Linked DNA regions of Homo sapiens: region 2 is linked to region 1. Evidence: chromatin loops called from intact Hi-C (ENCODE). Cell type or tissue: heart left ventricle. All regions are shown on one strand. Each heading gives the region's core, and the rest is flanking DNA. Links, peaks and the distances in the headings are about the cores only. Region 1 has its middle 87 kb from the start of TNFAIP8. Region 2 overlaps DMXL1 (Dmx like 1).

What was found. Peaks named below come from ENCODE experiments on the same cell type or tissue, not always from the same donor. Only the 100,000 strongest peaks of a DNase experiment are listed, where the experiment ranks them.
Region 2: a loop joins it to region 1, with 2.1 times the contacts of the local background. A loop is called at or near these places in 2 of 110 quality-filtered maps.

What each region holds. Positions count from the first base shown.
Region 1 is chr5:119,267,136-119,270,049 of GRCh38, forward strand. It overlaps a transcript of TNFAIP8 not described here. Among named protein-coding and RNA genes, the nearest start is that of TNFAIP8, 87 kb to the right of the region's middle. RefSeq lists enhancers at 720-769, 1,190-1,239, 2,210-2,279 and a silencer at 1,440-1,689. In heart left ventricle, for the core only: no CTCF peak of the experiment used is centred there; DNase peaks (open chromatin) are centred at 996, 1,566 and 2,256; H3K4me3 peaks cover 1,843 bases; H3K27ac peaks cover 1,010 bases.
Region 2 is chr5:119,213,913-119,216,826 of GRCh38, forward strand. All of the region lies in intron 34 of DMXL1 (Dmx like 1), which reads left to right. Among named protein-coding and RNA genes, the nearest start is that of MIR5706, 61 kb to the left of the region's middle. In heart left ventricle, for the core only: no CTCF peak of the experiment used is centred there; no DNase peak of the experiment used is centred there.

The DNA.
Region 1 (2,914 bases), core at 119-2,618:
TTCCAGGGATTAAGAAGTGGACCTCTTTCTGTAACTCTACTCATTCTGCCTACTGAAGTATCTCACCGACATATTTCAATATTTCCTAAGCAAGTTTCTTGGTTCTGGGATCTTCTATGTTTCCAGATTAAACTTTCTAGAACCACACCTGACATATCTCCTGTGCTTAAAACCCTTCTGGCTTCCTACCAATCAAAGGTCAAATTAATGTTGTTTAGTTTCTATAGGAAAACAGCCCTTGAGTTTGGTCCTGTTTTACTGTTTTAGCTTTATTCCGGCCACCATTCCACTTCTCCTCCATCCTTATTCAGGCTTGAAAAAGTTTACTGTGATTCTTCTTCACTTATAAGCTGCCTTTGAAGCTCCCATTTCTTCTTCCAAACCCAGCTCAGACATCACCTACACCAGGAAGATCTCCCTGACGCCCTTCCCCAAAGTTATAACCACAGGACAAGGTCCTCTTTTAAAAACCTCCGTACCTTGTGTATGTTTCTATCTTTTGCATTAAACCCAAATGTGTTGTGATTTTGTCTATTTCACCTATCAAGAGTTTACTTTCCTCTCTCCAAGCCAAACTCAGCCATTTCCCAAACGTGTAACTTTCTTTGGGAAGGCTATTTACTTCACGATGTCTCCCTTTCCCTTTGTAAAACAGGGATAGCGACAGGATCTATATCATAGATTGTTGTAAGGAGTAGAACGGTGACCTACACATATTAAGTTTTACTAGTATTATTAATATTTCCAGCCCTCTGCCCCCCGCTGCCATGTACTAGGTGCTTAATGGATGTTTATTGTATGGATGGATTCATCGTACTCCCACCAAGGTCCCTCGCCCTTGAAAATGGCTACCCCGGGCCAGGGCTCCTCAACAGACTGAAGGTCCAGATCCTACTCCATCCTGGCGGTCTCGGGTGGCCCCTGAGGAGGGCAAGCCTTCTGCTCCACAGGCAAGGACAGTCACAGCTAAGTCCGCGGGGGGCGGCAGAGAGCGAGGGCTTTCCAGGAGCCAATGAGTCTTTAACTCCAAGAGGAAGCCCTGCATTCTCCGCAAATGGAAACCAGGAATCGGGAGCGCGTCAGCTATCGTAGGGTAGACTTAAGGCCCGCAGAAAATTAAAAGCAAAAGAGCAGGCGGAATTCAGGGGCTTTCACGGATCATCATCATAATAGTCAATAATGATGGCAGCAGACACTAACATTCACGCGTTCTTGTTAAGTGCAAGGCACAGTGCAAATGTGTATGGCCCCATTTAACCATCTCAACACACTACGAGGTTGGCGTCTCATTTTTACAACGGAAGAAACTGAGAGGCTCAGGAATACCGTATCCTATGCACATCTCCCAAGAGGGTCCTGTTCTCCAGCGCCCAGCGATCTGGGCCTCGCGGTCCGAGTCCGGCTCCCGGGCCGCCGCCCAGCCCTTCTCCGCGCTCTCCTGCGCCTGGGCCACTTCCGACTCCTGCTGTCCGGTCCCCAGCTCCTCCTCACCCACTCCGCCCCGCCATGCCCCGCCCCAGCCGCTCGGCTCCTCCTTCCCTGCACGCTCCGCCCCCGACCTCCCGGCTCCTCCCCGGCCTGCCCGCCACACCCTTGGTCCCTCCTGCAAGTTCCGCCCCTGGCCTCTGCCTCCTTTTCTCCCGCCGGCTCTAACCCGCGCTTGGCTAAGGTCCGCGGGAACCCGTGAGCCACCGAGAGAGCAGAGAACTCGGCGCCGCCAAACAGCCCAGCTCGCGCTTCAGCGTCCCGGCGCCGTCGCGCCACTCCTCCGAGTAAGTGGCTCCTGGGCGCGCCCGTCCCGCGCACACTCCAGCGCGCCTCTCCCGCCGCTGGGCTGCGGGCTGCTCTCGGGGAGCGCCTCCGGCTCAGAGAGTTTCTGAAGCGAGTGTGAGTGAGTGTGAGTGGGTGCGTTTGAACAACTTGTTTAGGTGGGTGTGCGTACGAGTGTGTGCAGGAGCGCACAGCCTCGGAAACTCCGCGAAATTTTACTCGGTTCCAGTGCCGCACTGAGGATCCAAGACCCCTTTTAGGAACCCTTACCTATTCAGGGCGACCTCTTAACCACCTCCTGCCGTGAGCCTCATTCCTTCCCTCCCTTTGTAACTGGGTTCCCGCTATTTGTCACGTCCTCCTGTAACCGCACATACTGGCGAAAGCACTGCCCGGGTTATCAGGGTGCCCCAGATTGCAGACTGAGATGCTGGCCTGAGATTGTAATCCAACCTTGCATTGTAAAACGGGCAGAGACCAGAGCCCTGCTTTGAGATCATTCGGTGGAGACTTCCTTTGAGGAAGAAAATGTGTGTGTGTGTGTGTATGTGTGTGTGTGTACATGACTGCACATGTCGCACTGGAGCCCTCAGCACCTGCTGCAAAGACACCTGATGAGCGCCCAGGCTCCACGGACTCCTCGCGACTGATAGGCACGTTCAAGACCAGGCTGACCCAACAGGCTTAGGCACCTTGAATATGTTTATTGCTTCAGTGACACTGTATTTCTAAACCAACAGATTTTCGAAAACACAGAAGCTCTAAGTAGAAAAAGCAGTATCCCTAGAGGAATCATGGAAGGAATCAAACAGTAGTTCAGTGCCCAGTGTTGAAACAAGAAAATCCTTGGATTGCTTAAGACTGATAATTCCATCCCTACATAATTATTTTTATGGGGGGAGGTGGGGGTCAGTACTCCCTCAATGCAGGACATATTTCTACATTTAAAAAGTTAATTGGAAGCTATGGTATCATAACAGCAGTATTGTACAAATAGTTTCTTCATCTATAAAATGATTGCCTGGTTGCTGGGGTCCTATCTAATTTTAATAGTCTCTCTGAGTTCTACATTTCAGTTTATTCTTGCTACTTTCTTGCTATGAAAGTAAAATATTCTCCTACTTCCTTGATAATAATCCATTTA
Region 2 (2,914 bases), core at 117-2,616, 53 kb before region 1:
ATAATATCAAACTAATCTATTTCTTATATTAGCTAATTGATAACTACTGAATTGTCCTTTTTCCCATCCTTGAAATATTGGTTGCCCCAGAATTCAGTTCTCTAACTTTTTATCTTTCCTGTCTTTACTCTCTCCTTGGGTTATCTTACGGTTTAAATATTAATATAATTTGTATGCTGACAACTCTCAAATCTCTCTCAACTAATTTCCCGAACTCCAGACATTGCCTGCTCCGAACCTACTCCCTACTGTTTCCTTCACTTCTGTCCATCTCAGTAAATGGTACCTTTACTCACCCACCTATCAGGCCTGACACTAGGATTCATCCTTTTTCTTTCCTTCTTTTATTCACACTATGATTACAGTCCATTAACAAAATGTATCCCAATTCCAGCCACTTATCACTATCACCATTCCTACTGCCCTAATCCAACCCACTATGATCTCTCACTTCAGCTACTGTAGTCGCCTTTTAACTGGTTTTCTGATAGTCATTCTCAAACCCTTTATGTTTTATCTCACAGTAGCCTGGCTTTTCAAAATCCACCAATGGTTTCGCTGCCTTAGAACAGGATTTGAACTCTTTATTATGTCTTTTAAGGCCCTGCAAGAACTGAACCTCTACCTTTATCTCCAATCTTATCTTCTGCCACTTATGGTCATTCACAAATTTAATTTAAGACTTCTGAGATACCACTATTTCTTTGACCCACCCCCATGACATTCTGATTATGTATCTGACATGGGGTTCAGAGTATTTGTATTTAAAAAAAAATCACCTCAGTTGATTCTTATTCAGGTTATCTTGACACCACCTTACTGAGAAACAATGTTTTTAGTAAATAATGAGGACAGGAATGTATTCCTACATAGAGAAAGGTTTTTTGAAGTTCATACCTGCAGGAGCTTTCTTCCCAAACTTTACATGTAAAGTTCGAAAAAGCTCCCCAGGTGAAACTGGTATGATGCCCTATCCAACCATTACCAGCAAGTGGCACATCCCTCTATTCCATGGAGCCATCATCTTTCTCTGTCGCCAATTTCTTCAAAACCTAAGAATGAACATTTAGTATACTTTAGATGCCAGGCAGATTGGTGGGTAAGTTGGAATTTTGTCATAAAATTATGGAATTTGACTTGTACATCATTAACGGATGATCGGCGTTTTGTAGTCAGAGCTGAGACTTTCCTTAGAAGACAAGTTGATCCTCAAGTCAGCCAGAATGTTCAGCGAATACTGAAATTCTTCCTAAGCAAGTTATACTTTAGATTAGAATATATTTGACTCTTTATATCTGGCAACTGATTTTTGTTTGTGTAGGGATATTTTGGTTTGGTTATCTTGTAGGTCTCTTTGAACTTTCCAATTGAACAGTGATCTTAATTGCCTTTCTTTTATTTATTTATTTTTTTGAGACAGGGTCTTGCTCTGTTGCCTGGGCTGGAGTACAATGGCTCGATCTTGGCTTACTGCAGTCTCTGCCTCCTGGGTTCAAGTGATTCTCGTGCCTCAGCCACTCAAGTAGCTGGGATTACCGATGCGCACCATCACGCCTGGCTAATTTTTGTATTTTTAGTAAAGTAATTTCTAGTTAATTTTTGTAATTTTAGTAAAATTTTGTACTTTTCTCCATGTTGGCCACTCCTGACCTCAAGTGATCCACTCACCTCAGCCTCTCAAAGTGCTGGGATTATAGGCGTGAGCCACCACACCTGACCTTAGTTGCTATTTTTAAAACACTGCATATTCTGATCCATTCTGTGGTCAATGGCCGGGCATTGGTGATATTTCTATCAAAATTTTGCAGTAAGTAAATTTATTGTATGCTGATTTCAGATAATTTATGCATTTCACAATAAGTCTGAAAACCTAATTCATTTTAAAAGATTGAAAGTTAGAATGGCTGGGTGTGGTGGCTCACGCCCATAATCCCAGCATTTGGGAGGCCAAGGTGGCCAAATCACCTGAAGTCTGGAGTTCCAGACCAGCCTGGCCAAAATGGTGAAACCCTGTCTCTACTAAAAATACAAAACTTAGCCCGGTGTGGTGGCAGGTGCCTGTAATCCCAGCTACTTGGGAGTCTGGAGCAGGAGAATTGCTTAAACCTGGGAGGCAGAGGTTGCAGTGAGCTGAGACTGTGGGCCACTGCCCTCCAGCCTGGGCGACAAGAGCATCCATCTCAAAAAAAAAAAAAAAAAAAAAAAAAAAAGCAGGATAATATGAAATAATGTCCTATATTAGGCAACATTTCAACTCTTTAATTGCCTCCTCTTTTCTGCTTATTTTAGTAAGTGTCGATTTTATATAGTATTCTTTTCTAAGTCCAAAGATGTATACACTTTGTCTGGAGTAAGCAGAAGGTCAAATATATGTCCCTCATCTAAAGTACTTAGAATGGTGGTTTATTTAGCTACTAAAATGATTACTCACTTGGGCAAGTTACATTGCCTTTCAGAATTTCAGGTTTCTCTATAAATCAAAGGTTAACTACAGCCATCTGGCCAAATCTCACCTGCTTCTATATAGTCCATGAGCTGAGAATTTTTAAAGGGTTTGGAAAAAATGCAACAGTGACCCTTTGTGGTCTGCAAAACCTAAAATATTGACTATCTGACCTTTTAAATTTTAAAAAATAATATGAAAGAATTATAATGCTAGGAAACTTGGTAAATACATTTTGCTTTAATAATTAGAATGTGTTGATCCTTTAAAGTTAATTAACTGTATCTCGGGAGGATAGCCACTTAATGAAGTTGTATGTTGTATCAGCTGTTTTTTTATGTGTAAAAAAGCAAGTTTGAAGAAATTTAAATTTCCCATGTCAAATTTTGTTTTAGGGATAATTAGCATATACAATAATACCTTTAGAATTGAAATATCTACTTTCTTAAAATAATTTATGCAAGTACTAAT